2 separate regions of the Homo sapiens genome follow, and region 1 is linked to region 2. A link is a loop called in an ENCODE intact Hi-C map of the cell type or tissue named here. Cell type or tissue: gastrocnemius medialis. All regions are shown on one strand. Each heading gives the region's core, and the rest is flanking DNA. Links, peaks and the distances in the headings are about the cores only.

Region 1 (10,176 bases), core at 1,426-9,425, 90 kb before region 2:
CGTATATTTTTGATTCTCAGTTAGTTGAATCTATCCATAGATGGAGAACTCATGCATATGAAGTATTGTAAGTTCTGCTGTGCTTGAAAATTAATAAAAGCTTATTTGAACGTTTAAAACACTTTCAAGATAGTCTAGATGTCTGACTGCACAGAGAAGAGATACACAACTTGAGGTGCCTGTACCAGCACTAAGGATATGTTTGAGATTCAGATTGGTTGAAGCTTCAGTGTTGTCAACTTAGTCAACTTCCTCCCCTAGAAGGAAGCGGGGAGAGAAAGGGAATAGGACAGGGAGGCCTGGCTTAGAAATCCAGTTCCACTACCTGCTGGATCTTGGACATGGGATTCAACCTATCTGCCATTTCCAAAATGGGTATTATAATCTTTATTTCATTGTGTTGTTTTAAGGATTCATGGAGATAATGCATGTAAAGCATACTGCCCAGCACATACTTGGTAGCATTTGGTTAATGTTTTTAATTTTGGAGATGTAGTGAGCAATATCTTATAACTGATCAGTTTTAATAAAAAGGAGTTTGTTTGCACTTTATTTCTACCTCTTCCTTACAGGTAGTTGGAGAGCATAGTAGTAATTTTCTCTCTAACTCTCCAGAATTGGTGCAGAATGGCATGAAAACCTTTCCCATGCAGCATCCAGGAAGGTAGGAGGCAGGGGATTGCAGCAGTGAGGAGATTTGGAGTAAGATACTCCTGCATACGTGAAATCTCACCTCTTCTTCTTACTACTGCTACATAAACCTTCAAGCCTCTCAGCTTCTACATTGGGAAAATGAGCAGCACCTCATAGGTTGTTGTGAGGATGAAGTAAGGTAATAAGCAAGTTCCTGGCGCATAACAAGCATTTAATAAGTACTCATTAATACTAACTTTTCATGTGCAGTCTTATACAATTTCTGAGTAAAGCAACATTTTATGTTTTGACTCAATGGAGTGAATCTATTTTCTGGACATTCATCCATGAACATCATAAGTTTTGGAATGGCTACCAGTTTTGTTTATTTATCATGAAAACACTACTTTCACATTATAAAAAATTATTCCTCCATTTTGTAAAAACATGACTTTCATCCATTTCTCTGCATACCTAAATTGACCTGAGATTTCACTGATCCTTTCTTTACCATTTTTCTTTGCTTTTGTCCTCTGTAAATATGATAATTACCAAGAGTAAAAGAATAAGTCTTTTCACTAGGGGGCATGGAATGAATTTAAAATTCATCCACAAAATAAGAAAGTTCTAGTAGAAAGTTTTTGGAGAAAATCTTAAGAGAACTCTACATCATAAATAAAATGGATAGGATTTTTGAGAGGAAAGAAAATACCAGAAGACACCACTCCAGCTCAGTCATTCTTGTTTAGGACTTGAGCAGAATGTCATATCTATGTTTAAACTTCTACCTATTCTCAGTCTTCATCTTCCTTAACATCAGTTTCTCCTTCCATGTCAAGGCCCCTATAAGAAATAGGGTTGTTACATGAAACTGAAACTGGGTAATTTGAGGAGAGCTCAAAAAACTCTATAAAGATGTGGGCAGGATATAGAAAAAACCACAAGGGATGATGTAGCTCCCTGAGGCTCCTAACAACAGGGATCCCAAAAAGTCAATGGAGGGAGTGATTATTGGCATCCATAGAATATAAACTGTGTTGGTCTGTGGCCTTGGGTAGAGGGATGCAACCACCCTCACCATCTCCACTGGGTGGAAACTAGGGAAACTCTGTTTTCACTTTCTTTCATCTCTCTGTCTTCTGTTGATGGCACCCCTTAGCTGAATCAGCCAGGAGCCAGAGGGCAAGAGTGCACTATTAATCTAAACTATATACAAAGCAGGTAGAAACAGTCAAGAGTAGTTTGAAGGGGAAAATGAAGGAAATCCAGCCAAGCTTATATGATGAGTCCTTCTCTACAACTTGTTAATTTATTTAATCATTTGTCTTATGCAATATGGAGCACCTATTAGAATCAAGAAATGTATTAGACTAAAAAAAAAGCAAGATATGCTGCTTTATCTCAAGAAACTCGGTGAAGTGAGGGAAGCAATACATGTAAAAATAGTTTAGTTCAATGATACAAATGTAAAAGAAACATATCCAAAATCCTAATGGAGCATAAAGAGAAAAAAGATGAAGAAAACATCATCGAGGAGGTGATATTTGAATTAGGCTACATGGGTACTTTACCTCAACCCCAGCTGCTACTTAACCAACTGCTATTTTCCTTTAACTTTGTATCAGCTTCCATTACTGTCCACGACATCTAAGACCCCAGCATAGAGTCAGGTCTGCTAGTCTTCAGCTTGAGTGTGCAGAGAAATAATCTGCAGTCTTACAGAGCCTGTTGTAAAAATTGCAATCCTATTTGATGAGAGTAGAAAAAAATATGAATATTTAGACTGATAAAAATTCCACTGCTGGAGGTATATTAGCTAATCATTTACCTCCTATCTTGGGATTATAGTTAGTCTAGAGTGACATTAGTCATCCTTTGCTACCATCCTATTCATAAAAGCTTAATTTATTCATAGTTAACTGGAACATGATGTAAATCTGTAAGCTATTTTCACCCTTCTATTTTTAATAGAAAGATTCCTGCCATAATCTTCTAGGATTACATGTAAAAGTGTGGACATTCTCTTTCCAGAATAGGCTTTAGTTATAAATTAACTGATTTCCTTTGTTAGTGAAAATGAGTCAATGTTATTTGGTTTGGGGATATCTATCTTTTTAAAATACTTCTCCCACTCAATTTGCCTGAAGATTAACCATGTAAACAGTCATGGAGTAAAATTTCAGGGTGCAATGAATCTTTCAAATTGCCAAGATACACAGAGATGCTTAAAGGTAGAGATGCTCTCATATATTCCTCAAATGGTGAAACCCTGTCTCTTCTCAAAATACAAAAACTAGCAGGGTGGTGGGCGTCTGTAATCCCAGCTACTCAGGAGGCTGAGACAAGAGAATCGCTTGGACCCAGGAGGTGGAGGTTGCCGTGAGCCAAGATCATGCCACTGCACTCCACACTCCAGCCTGAGTGAGACTCCGTCAAAAAAAGAAAAAAACAAAACAACAACAACAAAAAAAACAGACATTCGCTCTTTAATGAGATCTGAAGGAGTTATGGTAAATACAAAGCACTTGTTAGGTGAGCAGACAATTCCCAAGAATTAACATTACTTAACATGCCTAAACAAAGTTTTCTCTACCTTTATTATTTAGCAAACATTTTATATTACACTTGTTAAGTGCCATGTACTGCTCTAGGCCCTTTACAGGCATTAAATCAGTTCCTTCTCATAAGAACCCTACCAAGTAGGAACTATTATTACACACTAGATTTGTTTAGGAAGAATCAAAACAGAGGGATTCAGTGACTTGTCCAATGTCTCACAGCTGGCGAAAGGCAGAGTCTGGATTTAATTCTGCAAGATTTAACTCTAGAGGAGTCTGCTACCTATGGCAAGATCCAGTCTGAGCTCCTAAGACTAGAATTCAATTCTCTCCTCACACTCAGGTTCCACACTTCATTCCTGTCTCCTATGCATGACTTTTCATGAATATCACCTTTCCTGCCCCTGAAATATGCACTGTCCCAAACAGATCTTACCCTTAGCTGTTTGTTTCTGTGTTCTTGCCTTCCCCCTTCCCTTCTGCCGAAACAAATCTTACCAAGCCCAGCTCCTATTACATTTTCTGCACATAGAATCTGCCAGCTATGGAGACACTTGCTTCCCATGTATGCTTATTAAATATATAACCCAACTGGAAATTAACCAAACCAACTTAGGTGACTGCCTTTCTCTGTTGCCTTATGTCATTATTTTTTAGAAGTTTTACTTTAAGATTACTTATGTAAATATCTTTCTAAATAAAGTGTGAGCTTCTCAAACTCAGCGCCATGTATATATCCTCAGTATTCTTCATGCAGTGTATAGTCTGTGTTCAATGACCCCTGAGCTGTTCCCTATGGATGCTAAGGACATCCATAACTTAAACTGCTCTTCAGGATGTCCAAGGTGCCATTTGAAGTGGGCAGATTTCTGTTACAGCCTCCATAGCAAAGCAATTTACTCTCCCCTCATGCCCTGGTACTCTGACACTTCCCTCAAAAGAAAAAAAAAAAGATAAATGTTCAAAAAATAAAGGCTAGATTAACTGTATCAATATAGAAGGAAAACAATATTTTTTAAGAATTGTTTTTATGAAATGTTCACAAAAACCCTGAGGCAGGCATTTATTGTCTCCATTTTTAAAGATCGTTGAGGAAAATGAGGATTGGAGAGAAAATATCTCACTGGGGACTAGTACACTAATATAATGGGTCAAGAGCAGAGTTTTCTACTCAGGAATATCAGTCTTGCTGCCGTCCAGGAAGTGACCAAACTGTGTTGCCAGGGCACAGTGTTCCAGAGCAGTGGTTCCCAAATTTGCATGAGAAGCACCTGGAGGGCTTGTTAAAATACAGATTGCAGCTTCTCACCACTCCCTGTCCATTTCTGATTTAACAGGTGTAAGATGGTCTGAGGGTTTGCATTGAAAACACGTTAAGTTTCCCCTGCTGTTGATGTGGGGACCACACTTTGAGAGCCCTGTTCTAGAGAAACTTGACCCAGGAACGAAGAAAGACAAGGACAATCCTAAGACCACATAAGACCATTAGTCCATTACTCTTTCCTGATGTCTGTAAAGTAGCAAGTGAGGGAAATGTCAAAGTAAAAGTTTATATACTACTTTCTGCAGTGAAATATGTATTTCTGCAAATCACAAGGAGCTGCTCATGCTTCCACCTTCAAGATAATTTGAAATAAGTGAAGTGCTAAAATATGAGGTTTCTAAATGCAGTGTTTGCATGGCAGCTCTCATTAGCATAGAATATTTCTAAGGAACTGGTGATTTAGGTGTGTAGGGGGATGGTGGAATTGGGAGATGGAGGGAGGAAGACATTTCAAAATCTCATGTGTCAAAATTTCTAAGAATGCTCATGCACTTTTGTTTAGTAATTCTAATTAGAGGACTTTACCTCATGAAAATAATCAGAGATGCTTACAAAGATTTATGTTCAAAAATATTTATTGCAGCATCATTTTCATAGCTCCAAACTATAAATACTTTAAAATATGAGATTGATTAAACATATTATAATACAGCTATATGAGAAAAAAGATAGAGCAGTTAAAAGTCATTCCTCCAAGAATATTGGAAGACAAAGAGGTAGAATATTGGTGTAAGGAAAATGGATGTGCTGTGGTCAAAACAGGCCGAGGCAGACATCCAGTCCAGCATGACTCAGTGAGTTTGGAGCAGAGGTGCACAACTCTGCTCATTGTGTAACCACGCCACATGAGGCGCATTAGGTGATCACCCACGTGAGTTCATGCTAGGCTTGGAGCGACTATTGTTTGTAAAAGGTATAATTATCCTGCTAACGCTGTACATATGGCTCGTGCCTGGACTCGCTCGTGCCTAGAAAGAGTAAAGCCATGTCGAAACTGTCTACGTTTCCTTGAGTGTTTTTCCAGCTCCCCCGCACTCGCCCACCGACTCCCCTTGGATCTTCGTTAGAACCTGACAATTGGTAAATGAAGAGGTACAATATTATGAAGCAAAAAAAAGTAGACAACAAAATAGCATGTAAAATATCAAATATACTTATAAATATTTATTTTCTAGAGGCAATTTGTGCAGTGGGTCTCCAAGTAAAAATTTTTCCCCCTGCTTTCTAATTTTTAAAATATTGTAATTAAATTTTTTTCAATGAATATGCATTATATTTGTAAATATAATGCATACAAGGAATCCCAATAAATGATTGAGTATTTTTAAGTACGCTGTATAACAGTGAATTTGAAGTTTTCAGAAGCAGAGGTTCTATAATGGGGAGGTGTATCATAGCAGTTAATGTTTCTTGAATGCTAACTATAGGCTAGGAGTGATACATATTATCTCATAATTTTCTCATTATAATGATACATATGTCATAAATATAATATGGTATATTGTAATACTGTTAAATATATTGTGTTTGTGTATATTATATACATAAACACACACTATAGTGTTTTATATACTGTTAATAATAGTGCTATTACTAAACTTATTTCACAGAGATGATACTGATTGAAGAACTGACTTAAGAATTCCTTTTAAAAAAAACCGTTTAAAAACACCTCTTAATGAGTATGGTGCTTTTAAAACATGTCCCCCAGTTCTTGGCACTCCACCCATTGAGAGGTAGAATTTATGTTCCTGTCCATTGAATCTGGGCTCTGTGATTTCCTGTCAAATAGAGATGATGAAAGTGACTCTGTCAGTTTCTGAAATAGGTCTTAAGAAACTGGCACTGTCTGCCTCCTGTCTCTGGGGATACTTACTGTTATAACCCAGCCATCATATTCTGAGGAAGCCCAAGCAGCAAGATGCCCAAATGAAGAGGAATCAAGACCCTTTTCTCTTGGGCCTAGCTAAGCTTCCAGCTGACAGCTAGCATCAACTTGCCAGTCATGTGAGTGTGCCATCTTGGAAGTGGATTCTCCCATTCCTAGACTGATACTATGTGAATCACACCCAAATCTGCCATGCTGAGCCCTGCCTGAATTGCAGATTCATGAGCTAAGCAGATGATTTTTGTTATTTTTAGCCACTAAGTTTTGAGGTAGATTGTTTCTCAGTAGTACATAACTAGAACAATGGGCATGCTTATTTATGAAAGTAAGATCTTCTGGATATAGTGTAGTGGGTCTGCATCAGTAGGGATTCATTAGATAGGTAAATTGCTGTATACAAGAAATTACAGAAACATGGAGGATGGGGAGCCAGAAATCTAGGGAGCAGAGGAAGTGGAAGATGAAAGTAGAGGGCTCTAGCAATTAGGAGAGTGTCTGGAGCACAAATAAACTCAACAACCAGAGAAAATGATCTCGTGCCAGAGATGGCATGGGGCTATTTAAGAATTGGAATGCCAGTGGTTCAGGTTTAAGGTGTATGCTAATGCAGCTGCCTGCCATATGATGAACTACCTGCTAATCTCCATCGAGTTACAGCAAACCTTCAGCCAAATCCTGCCACACATACAGTCGCTGTTTCTGGAATACTCAGGATGGGGTGAGTGTGCTGCAATGAAGGCTGGTGGGGTAATGCAGTGCAGAGAAAAATGACGCATACTTGGTGCAAAGTGGAGACTGTAGTTTGAGAATTGATTAGAAACAAGAGCCAGAAGCCAGAGGTGACTCAGAGGTGACATATAAGATCTGAAACTGCCCTTAATTTCCTTTCTTGCTCTATATTCCCCAACCACTAGACAGATGTGAGGAATCCTGGATGTCTGTCTTTGTGCAATATGGGTTCAAGTGTTTTGGGGTCTTAATCTTAAGGTTTATAGTGATCTCAATTGACTAGTGGATTATTTAAGGGACATGTTACAGCATTAATCTTCACTGTGCAGTAGGTTTCCAAAATGTATGTCTCTGATATGTAGTTTTTGAGAGGGACGACCACATTACTTTCTGGGGCCTCACTGTGGACTCTCAGGGACACATGTTGTCTGTGTTGCTCTTTGGTGTCAGTGGAATGTCAGACACCTTGGTAGGTGTTCCTCACAATGCTACTTAATGAGCCAAGCTCAGATCAGACTCCTTAGGTTGGCCAAAATACTCTAGGTACAGGAAGTAAAATACTCTGGGTACAGACAAAAATCAATACCAGACTTCTGACCTCCAGAGCTGTAAGATCATAAATTTGTGTTGTCTTAAGCCACTAAATTTGTGGTCATTTGTTACCACAGCAATAGAAAATTAATAGTACCTGGATGTGAAATACTAATAGAGTATTTTAATTAAATGAAGGATTTAAAGTAGAAGAAAATAAAACTATCCATAGCTTGTTTTTTGAGTTAAAGTAAAGACAAACAATGTACGTTTTCTTTGAAGTAATTTTTACTGGGAAAAAAAAACAATAAAACATTTTTTTTCCAAAACAGTCAAAATAAAAGACCATTACACAAGATTGCACAATCATTTACAAATGCTGGCAATTAAAGGTAAGTAGCCTAGTCTCACAGAATCCTTGTCTAAATAGTTTACTCCATATTCAATGCACTGAAAATGTGATTCTCAGAGCTGTCGAGATTCAAAGTTTCCTTGGCTGGATTCAAAGTCCCCTTGGCCAAGCTCATTGCATTCTATAATTGAATCATATCAGACCTCAGGTAGGAACTTTTCCACCAAGATTCCTACGTTGAGAGCAGTTTAAAATTTCACATTCTTCCCATTTACCACCAGCTTTTTTCATAGTCCGGGGTATAACATTATCCAATATCCTTCCCCATTAATCACACAATTTACTCTCCTTTTTTCCAACATAACTTCTACAGTGTTCACATTCTTTTCAACCACTGCTGTCTTTAATATACAATAGTATGATTTATGTGTAAATACAGAAACACACGTCTTCAAAGTGGGGATAAAAAAAAGCATCACCTGCTATGGATACAGGTATGGTAGATTATTCAGGGAGCCCTGGAAAGGACTTTTTGCCATTAACACTAGCCATAAAAAGCAATTATGAAACTTAAAAAAAGAAAAAGAAATCAAATCAGATGTGTGTGTTTTATTCTGCACCATTATGAATTAAACAGGAATAAATCTAATAATGTGTTCTAGTTGCAACACGAAATACTGAATGTTAATAGCTTACAAACGCTGCTCTGAACATTCAGTTCTCTTCTGAGACACAGGACACACAAAAGAATTCAATTTTCAGACTCTTCCCCTGGGCCTAGTACTCACACGTGCCACAGACGGACATGTTTTTTTCCCAGAGGACCCGAGTCTGCAATTCTGATTAGATTCAAGCTTAAGGCACCAATTAGCAAGTGCTACATGCTTTATTAATGATTTTATGCACCTGTGAGGTCTACTTAGGACCCAGAAGCTAGTTAAGAATATATAAGCAGTCTCTTGATAATATATATCTTATTTCTACATATATCTCCTTAGAAATTATGTGAAAGCCTAACATATTTTGTGAATTTGATTTTTATAAGCAGTTTTATCAAACAAACTTACACAAAAAATTTCCCCCTCAACAGTACTGATAAAATACAGGGCACCTTTTTCTTTCAAGTATTTGGGTGAAATAGCATACCCTGAGAATTTGGGGTGCAAACCTACACCTTGTAAACTGTAGAATGAAACTCCTCAAGCACCACATAAGAAAATGTATACCATGATAGTTTTAAACACAAAGACTATTATTGAATGTTGTTTTCCCATGCACATATACATACTTATCATGAGATTATAGTCAATCTACTTAGGAATCAATACTGTCCTGTCCTGCAGTCCAAAGTATTATTTCAGGTAACGTGAGCATTCAATTTGTAGCAAACACAGACTTTGATTTCTATGAAGTATGAAAACAATTAAAATCTATCTTTTTAAGAGGCAAGGATGATAATGTCAAATTTGAAAATAAGAAAAAGGAATTTATATCACCAGATATTTCCAGTGACATAAGGATGTATTAGAAATGCATGTCAATAGTTGAGATTTGTTATAAAGATATAAAGTGTGATTTGCTTTAGCTTATTTACTCCCTGATAAATGGACATATAGAGAGCCTCTCTGCTATGTCATTACCTACATATCTGGGCCTTCACTTAATCCTGAGGGCAACTTCATTGAGTACTTTTTAAAAACATACATTCTGGCGAATTAAATTTTTATACGGTTACACATGTGTTCAGTTTTCCAGAAATGATTGAAATGGGACATATTTCAAATATGACCATTTTATCAACAAGTAAAAAGTGGATCTTCTGGAAAACTAAGCCACACATATAACCCTAAGAGGATATTATAAAAGCCAGACTCTGCAATTCTGATTAGATTCAAGTTCAAGGCACTATTTAGGAAATGTTTTACTAATGGTTTTATAGTAATAAAAAATAAAAGGGAAGTTCAGTAACTAAAGGGACATTATTAGGGTAATAGTTTTATGGGTCAGAAGGCTTCATAGGCTCTTGTTTGATTCCCCTTGAGCTATAAAAGGAAGGGTATATCACTTCATTCAAATATTCATGCAACCTCAAGAAATGACAAAACAATAAAAATCAAGATTGAGATTTACCTCATGCCCGTGAAAATATTTTTTCCCTATC
Region 2 (10,176 bases), core at 1,257-9,256:
AGAATTAATGGGTTTTTTAAATGACTGATATTACATTATTTTTGAGGTCTACAAATCTTAAAATTACCTATTTGTAATATTTCTATTTTTCATATACACCTGATTCCTAATTTCAATAAACAAGAAAATAGGTGTTGCAGAAAGCTGTCTATACCCTCCATGAAAAAAAAAATAGAATGCTCTTTGAGCCAGCCAAACAAGAAAAATGCCTCTTAGAAGAAATGATTGTTGCCAAGAAGGATTTCTTTCTGCTTCCCCATCTGTCACCCTCAGCTTCCTTGCATGTGCTCTGGCCCCTGGGTACAGTTAGGAATATTTAGGTGCTAAGGAGCTCCAGCTCATTAATGGTCACACAGGAAAGGACCTTCTCCAAGGGAATGGCTGGAAAGGACCAAGGGAGGCTGTTGTCCTTAATCTGTCATACCTATAATAGATTAGTTTTTGACCAAGTTAAGGGAGAGTAGGACATTTCAGTGATTCCAGTTCAAAAGTCAAAGTTGCAATTTCATTTCATTATATTGAAATGTCCTTTCGTCTTAATTGTCTGATAAGATTTGGGCACAGGTTATGTATAAATGCTTAACTGGTTTTGAGAGACACTGAGGTTGCTCCATTTCCTACATTCCCAGAGGAGAGTGTGAGCTACTCTCACTAGGGAACTAATCATCAGCCTAGCTTGTGTATAAATTTTCCGTGAAGAGGCAAAAAGCAGTGCAAGAGAAAACACACACACACACACACACACACACACAATGAAACAGGCAGTTGTGCCATGCTCGGTTGCAACCCACAACTAAATTAAAGTAACACGACAGTAAATACGCTATAAAAGAGTAAGCACATTCTCTCAAGCCAAAGATGTGCTAAATTTGGATACCTCTATGTGGAACACACATCAGAGCTTTGAAAAATGAAAAAAACACAACTTGAAACATCCAAGCTGACTGGGGTTTAAAAAACAAACAGCAACACAGAGTATCTGGGAGGGGATAAAATATCTAACTATTCTACACAGAGTGCCAAGGCATCTCTTCTGTACTATCATTTTAAGCTCCAATTGGGTCAGTCATCTACAACCATATCATGTGCTTTGATTGACTACAGTTTGGATATTTGGTCTCCTGTAACATCTACCTCCATGTGACTTCTGAGCTAGATTATCTCTGCTCCCCTGATGTTAGTCAGGGAAAGGAGATTAGAGTGGAGGTTGGAGGGGGCATGAATTCTTTCTTAGACTGTCACAGAAGCAGCTGTTCTCTCCTAGCAGGGGCAAAGCTTCAGTCTGAAGATTTTGGTCACATTGCTTTTTACCTACTTTCCAACTTTGCAAATGTAAATTCTATAAACATCTGGGCATTTTGCATTATGAAGAAAATTGCTAGATCCTTGACTTAATTTTTAAATATCCTTTTAAGTATTTTGAAATCATTTAAGCAGACTGTAATCTGAGAATCCTTAGTTTGGGAAAGGTTTTGCTCTCCAAGGGACCGAATGGCACTTCCCAACTCACAATTACAAATTTATGGGAAGGTTGCCTGTGACTCTCAACTTTCTCCATCAAAGGTCAAGGGAAAAGAGAGTTTATATCTTTAGTCTTTGGAAAGTTTCATCAGTCTGCAAAATATTTTTCACATTTCTTAGGATTGTGGCAGTGATGTGCCTAATGACTATATCTTCAACAGGTTTAGTAACCATCTTTAAAGGTATGGTTTTAATTCAGATTCAAACTTTTACTCTCCCAAACACAGACTTCTTTCATACTCAGCATTTCTTTCTTACCTAGTGCTAATGTAATTATTTTAATAAATTAAATGCAAAAGGATACAATTTTCAACCACCTCCTTCTACTTGATAAAGTCCTACTCTACCCCAAGGCCCATCTCAGATCTTTCTAACAACCCTAGAGAATATTTTCCAAATGAGTTTAGTTCCATCATCATCTTACAGCATCATGCTTGTCCACTGTCATAACACTCACCGTATCAGCAATCTCTCACCACTGAATTATAAACTGCTTGAGGAGAGAAGCAGTGTATAATTCCTCTCTGTATTCTCAGGAACAAGCACAGTCTTTGGAATACAGTTGATGCATCATAAACCTTGTTGAAGTGAATTGTCAAGGTTTCATTGAAGTCAAAGACATCATCGGACACCTCTGTTATATGAAAATTCATCTGTGATTAAGGTGCTAAATAATGAAGTCTCTCCCAAGACAATAATAATGAGTCATGTACCTTTTTTGAGATGCTTTCTATGAAATTATAGACATGATATCAGATCTGAAATGTGGTGAGGACCGTTGCCCTTGGAATTCATACACATAATTGAGGAAAGAGCTAGTGTCAAGGTCCTTGTAACTTTGAGAGCTATAATACTACTATAAGAATGACTAGAATCACATTAAAGACCTATTCTGAGTTTCCTCTCTCTCTGTTTCATAGAGTGAGGCAAGGATGAAGTAGAACTGAATCAGTTATTTGCTTTTTATGCTTATGTCTATGCCCATGAAACTTTCTTGGGCATGCTTTCTTAGTCACATGTAACATCCCAAAAGGGCTAATCATTTCAGGATAAGTGCTCTGACTTTGATCATGCTTTGTCTTACCATCTTAGGGCCTCATTTAATACATATGTGTAACTTACTATTTGCCAAGCACAACAAATGCTGGAATTGTAGCAGTCATGAGTTACTATTTTGTTACCCAAAATTCATTCCTCTTCCCCCAGCTTCCTTATTCATATTTTTCAAAGTAACAATGTACCTGACTAAAAATCTCAACTCCCTAGACTCTCTCAGAGTTGGAGGGGTGATACCATTGCAGACAATAAAATAAACTGCAAGTTTCTGGGAAATAACCCTCATGAATGTAAGCCATTCTTGGGACAGCTCTGTTATTTGAGGCTGAATGAATATCTGATAAGTTGGCACAGGCAATCCTAAGAACTGTTGAATTGTGGCAGTCAGAAGAATGGCAGGGCTTAAATGTTGTTGCGTCATATCCTGAGCTTTTTATTTCTAGGCCAACCTGAAATCTTCCCAGTGGGTGGATGAATGAGAAGAATTGAGGAAATACACCTTCCCCTGTCTCAGGGAAGGAAGAGGATTATGGGCCTGCATTATTACCTTTAGGTCTGAGACACAGTGTGGGTGTTGGTTATAAGGGAGTTTGCATGCTAATGAATCCTTTTGGAGCTTGCATTCTGTGGAGGGGTAAAGAAATAAGGTTATAAGTGAAGGAGCAATTCCTGTGATGCTACAAAAGTCCTCCTGAGCAACAATCTGGCACTTCGAAGGGAGGCAACAAGTTCAGTATAGAAGGACACAGAGACTTTTTCTCTCTCTTTAAATCCTTATTTCCTTACAGAAATTGCTATTCTACTGCCCTCTAGGAGAAGGCTGCCCAGGACAAGAATTTCCTTGTTAACAAAAATTATGGCCAAAAAACAAAACAGTAGCAGAGATATTAAAGAAGTATCTGGTTTGGGGAGCTGGGTGGATGATCCTAAATTAATTGAAATTGAAAGGAGATATATGACTGCGTTTTTGGCCTCTCTTTTACTGTCATCCCAGCCCTTAGGTCATGTTTTATGTTCAAGGCATTGTGATCATCATTCACCTTTGACTGGAAGAGCAAAGTCACTCCTACTGGACATGGGTAAATATAGTAAGACACTTGAAATGCAATGCCCTTGAGAAGCCGGCTTCTTCTATAAGGAGCAACTTTATCTCAATAACAAACAGACAATAAAGGGAACTCCAGCTGGCCTGATGGGTGTTTTGGAACTCAAACAGCTGCTTCCGGATGTATCATTCCCACCTTTCACAGCCTTTCAGCGGAAATACTTATTGGCTCACTCAGAGGATAGAAAATCTTTCCAATTAGGCAAGTTGGTGTAAAGGCCTGAGGTGGGAGCTGGCAATGCTTCCCAGAGGAGCCCACCTCGAATGGTAGCCTGAGTTCACGCTGAATGCAAGGACAGCGCTGTATACAACCGAGGCCTTTAGTCACAGATGTGGGACAGGGGTGCCTTCGATGGGTCTTGCTCATTTTTTCTGTACTATTCCATATCTAGTATTGGATTCTTTAATTTCTCCAAACCAGCATTTATGAGGAAAAAACACAAATTCTCCCTAGGCAGGCAGTTGTAAGTGTGTGTGTGTATACATCTGTGTGTGTATGTGTGCATATGTGTGTATGCATGTATCTACATATTTGGTGGGAGAGAAGAAAAAGCCAGTCTCCTTCTCCCTGGAGACTGATTATTTGTAATTATTCAAGACATTTATAAGTAAAAATATTTATAATATTGTTTGAATGGCTCAAACATAAGAAGTAGAAGAGATGTACTAAAATTAAAAGTGTGTCTTATAAAATGAACTAACTTAGTTTAAAGAGCAGCTAAGTTTAAAGAGCAGCTTTTTTTTCTCTATCACCTGCCTACCATGCCCCAGCCAACACGATTTGCCAAGGCCAGTGACTCAGCAGAGCGTGCATTCAGCAGCTACTGAATGACAGCCTTGGAACAGTTACTGCAGGTCTCTCCACTCCTATGAGCAGTATAGTGACCAATGAGTCATGGATCTTTGCTCTCACTGTTTTCATCTTGAAATGCACACCCACTGCTGTGTGCATTTTTCTGCACGTTTCTACATTGCCTCAGTGTTATAAAACAATGCAGTAAAGGGCTGTTCTAGAGGCTGCCTGAAGTCTTCTGTCTCAAGCCAGCTATTTCCTTATCTGACTTGGCATTTAAAACAGCTGGATGGCTCTGACAAATGTGTCTTGGAGCTGTGCACCAGGGGTACGTTGCTTTATGATATGATTAAGTAAAAGCATATTCTTTCTCTTGCATTGACTTTCTGTGTGCCCTGAACTGAAATCAGTCCAATCAGTAAAATCCTGATGCAGAAAATGATAAACCCCAAGGCTTAACTACTGTTACTGAGAAAGCCCAAACTCAGCTCCCTTGACACCCTTGAGAGAGTTTACTGTTTACCTGGAAGCCATGAATTTCTCTCCTTGTTGAAAAGCATGCAATTGCCATTAGATGGAGCTCAATGAAAGAAAAAATAGAGGATGGGCTTTTTCTGGGTTAGAAAGAGGTTTTTCCTGGAAAGTCTATTGGAATTGTTACAGGGGCAGTCTCAGTCTGGTATGTGTTTCAGAGTTAGCCTCCCTATAAACCCATCAGACAGCTCTGTCCATGCACAACCATAAGCATTAACATCACTAAAACTAGTAAATATGAGATATAGGGCCCTAGAAAATTATATAAAAATCCAACAGGATAAGCTAATTTATGTTGTGTTAGAGTTTAGAGCCCAGATTTCCTCATAATTTGTAAAATGAGATTTATCTAGTGTGCTTTTATTTCCCTGCTCCTCAATCATCCTCACCACCAGGAGGCTTGGTGTTCATACATGAAGAAAGCTAGTCAAAGAGATGTATAGCCTGGGAAAAGAAAGGTAACCTAGTATTCATGTTGGAATGAAGTTTCCAGTCTGGCTTTGTGCAAGGATGGGCATGATGGCTGAGCCAACTACTGCAAGATTGTTCCCTTTTGCTTTATGGCTGGGATCAAATCAGAACATGGGTGGTCCTATGTAACAGGAAAAATGTGTGTCTTATGGGAAAAAGCCAATGCTTGTATTGTAACCATTTATATGTCATTAAGTGACACTGGGAATTTTCGAAGGACATTTCACTAAAGAACTTCTGCATGCTGAGATTTTATATTATCATGAGATCAAAACATCAAGGGAAAGAAAATATAAATAAATAACTTTACTGCATTTATTTATGTTCATATTAAACCATAGAAAGAGATTTGTAAACTATAAACAATGAAGACACTATGGATTTAAAATTGGATTTGGTTCTATAAACTGATTTGCATCAATAAGTTTTTAAAAGAAAGCTTTTTTCTCCTTTTTCAATGTGTGTATACATATGATTCTTCCAGCAATGCAGGGACTGCCCATTTGTCCTTTTCTTCCACCCCATATATATCACCTGACACAGCAGAAGATATCTGCCTTTGAAACATTTGTTTGTAAATCAAAATATATTTTAATTGCATTGGAATGGTCTTTATTACACTGTTGGGAGTAACTTCACAAGCAAAACATCTTTTAAGGAGTGAATAATGAAGCCATAGTAAGTCTTTTACTATACATAGGAGTTTATATGCTAAATGTGCATAAAGCCAAATAGTCCACAGAGTCATAAATTGTGGTACCCTCTTACATATATGACAGACATCCCCAGACTAGCCAATTAGCTCATGCATTCCAGAAAGATGTACCAGACATCCTCAAAGACTCATGCTTGGGAACTTAAGGAACCAGAGGGAACTCCGGCAAAGTAAAACCACCTGTTCTCATTCGATAGGCCTCAGTTGAGGATCTCACTCACCTTTGCTCCTCACATCCTGATTCTCATTCTGAAAACAACTATCTATCTGGCTTTGAGTCTATACTCAAAAACACATGCCTTTGCTCACATCCTGATTTTCACTTTGAAAACAACTATCTACCTGGCTTTGAGTCTATATCCAAAAACAAAGGTGGTGAGGTATCAGGAAACAATGGACCTCCTACCGAGCCTCCAGGAGGATATTTCCTCCCAAACGATAAAGGAAGAAATTTCAAGGGGAAGGAGGGCAAGGTAGAAGGAGAGGAAGACAATACAGCATAGGATGTTGTGTATTAGCCCATGATTCAACATTAGACTCATCAGTAAGTGCCTGCGTGGAAGGTTAATTTAGATTTCTATTTCTGCATTTAACGTCTTTTAAAAAGAAAAAAAACGTTGACTCCTCAAGACTCAGTGACAAACTGGGGAGAGAAAGAAGAGGATCAATGATGGTATTGGGTTCCCGACTTGGATTACAAATGGATGGTGGTGTTGTTACAGAAAAGGAGTCCTAATCCAGACCCCAAGAGAGGGTTCTTAGCTCTCACACAAAAAGAATTCAGGGCGAGTTCACAGTGCAAAGTGAAAGCAAGCAAGTTTATTAACAAAGTAAAGGGATAAAAGAATGGCTACTCCACAGACAGAGCAGCCCTAAGGGCTGCTTGTTGCCCATTTTTATGGTTACTTCTTGATGATATGCTAAATAAGGTGTGGATTATTCATGCCTTCCCTTTTTAGACCATATAGGGTAACTTCCTGACATTACCATGGCATTTGTAAACTGTTTTGGTGCTGGAGGGAGTGTAGCAGTGAGGACAACCAGAGGTCACTCTCATCACCACTTTGGTCTTGGTGGATTTTGGCCAGCTCCTTTATTGCAACCCATTTTATCAGCAAGGTCTTTATGACCTGTATTTTGTGCTGAACTCCTATCTCATACTATGACTTGGAATGCCTTAACTGTCTGGGAATGCAGCCCAGTAGGTTTCAGCCTCATTTTACCCAGCTCCTATTTAAGATGGAGTTGTTCTGGTTCACATGCCTCTGACATTCCCCCCTCCCTTTTATAAGAGAACTCTTAATCCTAAGGGTTGCGGAGGGATGAAGGTCCATCTTCTATAACTTCTTCAGGCTGAATTGGGCAATGATATTCCTGCCTAACTATCAGGGGTCTCTTGAATTCAGGGTAGAGAGGAGCTCAGTCAGAAAGCATCAATATGGTAAGGTCCATTCATAACTCTTGAGTTTCAACAAAAGGTGACATCTGCAAGATTAATAAGTGTATAATTTAAGAAAACATTCAGTAAGCTTGTCCCGTATTCCTACACAAAGAGTGTAACAGCAATATATTCCACAAAAGCAAATAAAAATAAGTAACATTATTCCAGGTAAATTAAATTAGAAGGCTCTTCATGAACTGGGCAACTGCTGGAACTAAGCTGATACAGAGTTGTTAGCTGATTGTAATGTGCCCAGAATTAGAATATTGATCCAGATTTTTACATTACCCATCCCTCTTGTTTCTTCTGAGCAGCAGCCAGAGATCACTGGTTGGTTTACAGGAATAAGCAGGGTCAGTCTAAATGCAGAAACAAACTTAAAAACAATAATAAGACTAGAATTTAATAACAAGTGTACCATAGCTTTTGAAACATAGTATTTCTCACTCCAGTTTCCCAGTTTTACTAAAGACAAATTATAGTACGACTGATTTGCTTTATTATACTTGGCCTGATTATTTGTATAAAATGCAGCAAGAATAATTATTTTTCACATAGGCTTTTTAATTATCTTTGATGGAACTCTGTTTCATAAGGAATCTCAGATAAGACTTTTTAAAAGCTGAGCCCTGCCAAATACCTATGAGTTGGGTAAATTCCTCTCCTTTTGAGGAGATAACTTGGGGCTCCCAGACCTGTGAGAAAGTTACATTCTTTACTTACCATATATTAGAAACCCTCTACAAGGATTGCTGTAGGCAAGGTATGAGGCCAGTTCCCCAAGGGGTTTTTAGTGGCTCTGTAAGTCAAGTTAAATTCCCTAAAGGGAAACACACTATTCCAGTCAAGGCCTTGGCAAAATAATCAATTTCTCCAATTGTGTCCTGTTACAAAGGAAAACAGCCTCTTATTGCACCTATGCAAATAACTATAGTGCCATAAGTTAAGAATACTCACAACTAGTTTCCAAATTCTGGAGAAATCAGGTAGAGAGAAATAAATATGCTCCAAATTTTGTTCATAGGAGTACAATCAATGGTTAAAAGCTGTAAATAGCTCAAAATAAAAGTTTCCTTGACTCTGAAAAACAAAACAGAGGATCAGCAACGTTTTAAGCAAAGTTAAAAAGACTAAACTTCTTCAGTTTAGGCCATGTAGTTAACTTCTGTTTGATGGTTATGAACATTTCAGTTCTCTATGAGAGTTCTGAAAGTTTTTTCTTTTATTCTGATGTCACAATCTCCAAAGTTATCAGAAAGCCTGCATTTCTTTCTTTCTTTTTTTTTTTTTTTTTGAGATGGAGTTTTGCTCTTGTTGCCCAGGCTGGAATGCAATGGCGCAATCTTGGCTCACCACAACTTCTGCCTCCCAGGTTCAAGTGATTCTACTGCCTCAGCCTCCCAAGTAGCTGGGATTATAGGCATGTGCTACCACGCCCAGCTAATTTTTGTATTTTTGGTAGAGATGGGTTTTCTCCATGTTGGTTAGGCTGGTCTTGAACTCCCCACCTCAGGTGATCCACCCACCTCAGCCTCCCAAAGTGCTGGGATTACAGGCATGAGCCATTGCACCCAGCCAGCAAACCTGTGTTTAAGAACACCTGCAAGAGTTCTATAGTTGATTATATAAACCACCTTCTAAAGAGGATTAAAACAAGACAACAATTGTCTGTGGATGATAAAAAGTTTAACCACAATTGATAAGGAAATTTAGTTACTTCTGTGACACACAAAATTTTACATAATAATTATAATTATTAATAACATATACTAATTCATATTAGAATTATAGGAGTTTCCCATAACTTTGAAACATATACCAATAACACTTTTATGCAAATATAGTCCAAAGAAAGCAAAACACTATTTCACATTTGATAATGCTTCCTGTATGATTTTATACCAAATAAGCCAAATTACACCTTTACATTAATGTGCTATTAATGTTAATCCCAATTTTTAATAAAACCTTATAGACATATTTAATCAATTTTAATGTTTAACCACAAGGTAATATTCTTATAAACCTTTTATAACCCTTTACATTTTTGTGAAACAGCAGATTAATGCTCTAAGAAAAATCTGTTGTGCTTCTATTCCAATGTTTAATTTACAGAAAAATTGAATAATACCCTTTTAATTTTAGCCAATATGTTCACACACAGAATGTCTTACAATTAATTTTTATAAATCTTCCGTAACTTGTTTAAACCTTTAGATTTTTTTTACTTAAAACAATCCTTTAACACTTTATTCTAGGCTGAAAAAATCCACATTCCTACGACTTCTTATAATCTTTCACCAAAAATACTTTTACTTTCTTTTCACACCTTTCATGAAAAATTGTTTCTTTAGTAGTTTTAATTACATGTTATAATGTTAAGTCTTAGCAACTTCTATTTTTGGTGAAAACCTTGGTAAATTTGAGATTTTAATTATGTACTAGATGTGGAGCCTAGCCTAGGACACACCAGACAGAAGTGCATTTAACAGCTGGCCCTCCAGCATAGCTAGGGGCTGTGGCTAACTCCACATATCCCA

Evidence for each region. Peaks named below come from ENCODE experiments on the same cell type or tissue, not always from the same donor. Only the 100,000 strongest peaks of a DNase experiment are listed, where the experiment ranks them.
Region 1: it touches region 2 in a loop (2.6-fold over the local background); 4 of 110 quality-filtered maps call a loop at or near these places.

What each region holds. Positions count from the first base shown.
Region 1 is chr4:99,628,596-99,638,771 of GRCh38, forward strand. It overlaps C4orf54 (chromosome 4 open reading frame 54), which reads right to left. Exons shown (of 3, transcript NM_001354435.2): 3 at 7,934-10,176. Among named protein-coding and RNA genes, the nearest start is that of C4orf54, 24 kb to the right of the region's middle. In gastrocnemius medialis, for the core only: no CTCF peak of the experiment used is centred there; a DNase peak (open chromatin) is centred at 5,356; H3K27ac peaks cover 8,000 bases.
Region 2 is chr4:99,719,214-99,729,389 of GRCh38, forward strand. No RefSeq gene overlaps it. Among named protein-coding and RNA genes, the nearest start is that of C4orf54, 66 kb to the left of the region's middle. In gastrocnemius medialis, for the core only: no CTCF peak of the experiment used is centred there; a DNase peak (open chromatin) is centred at 4,488; H3K27ac peaks cover 5,180 bases.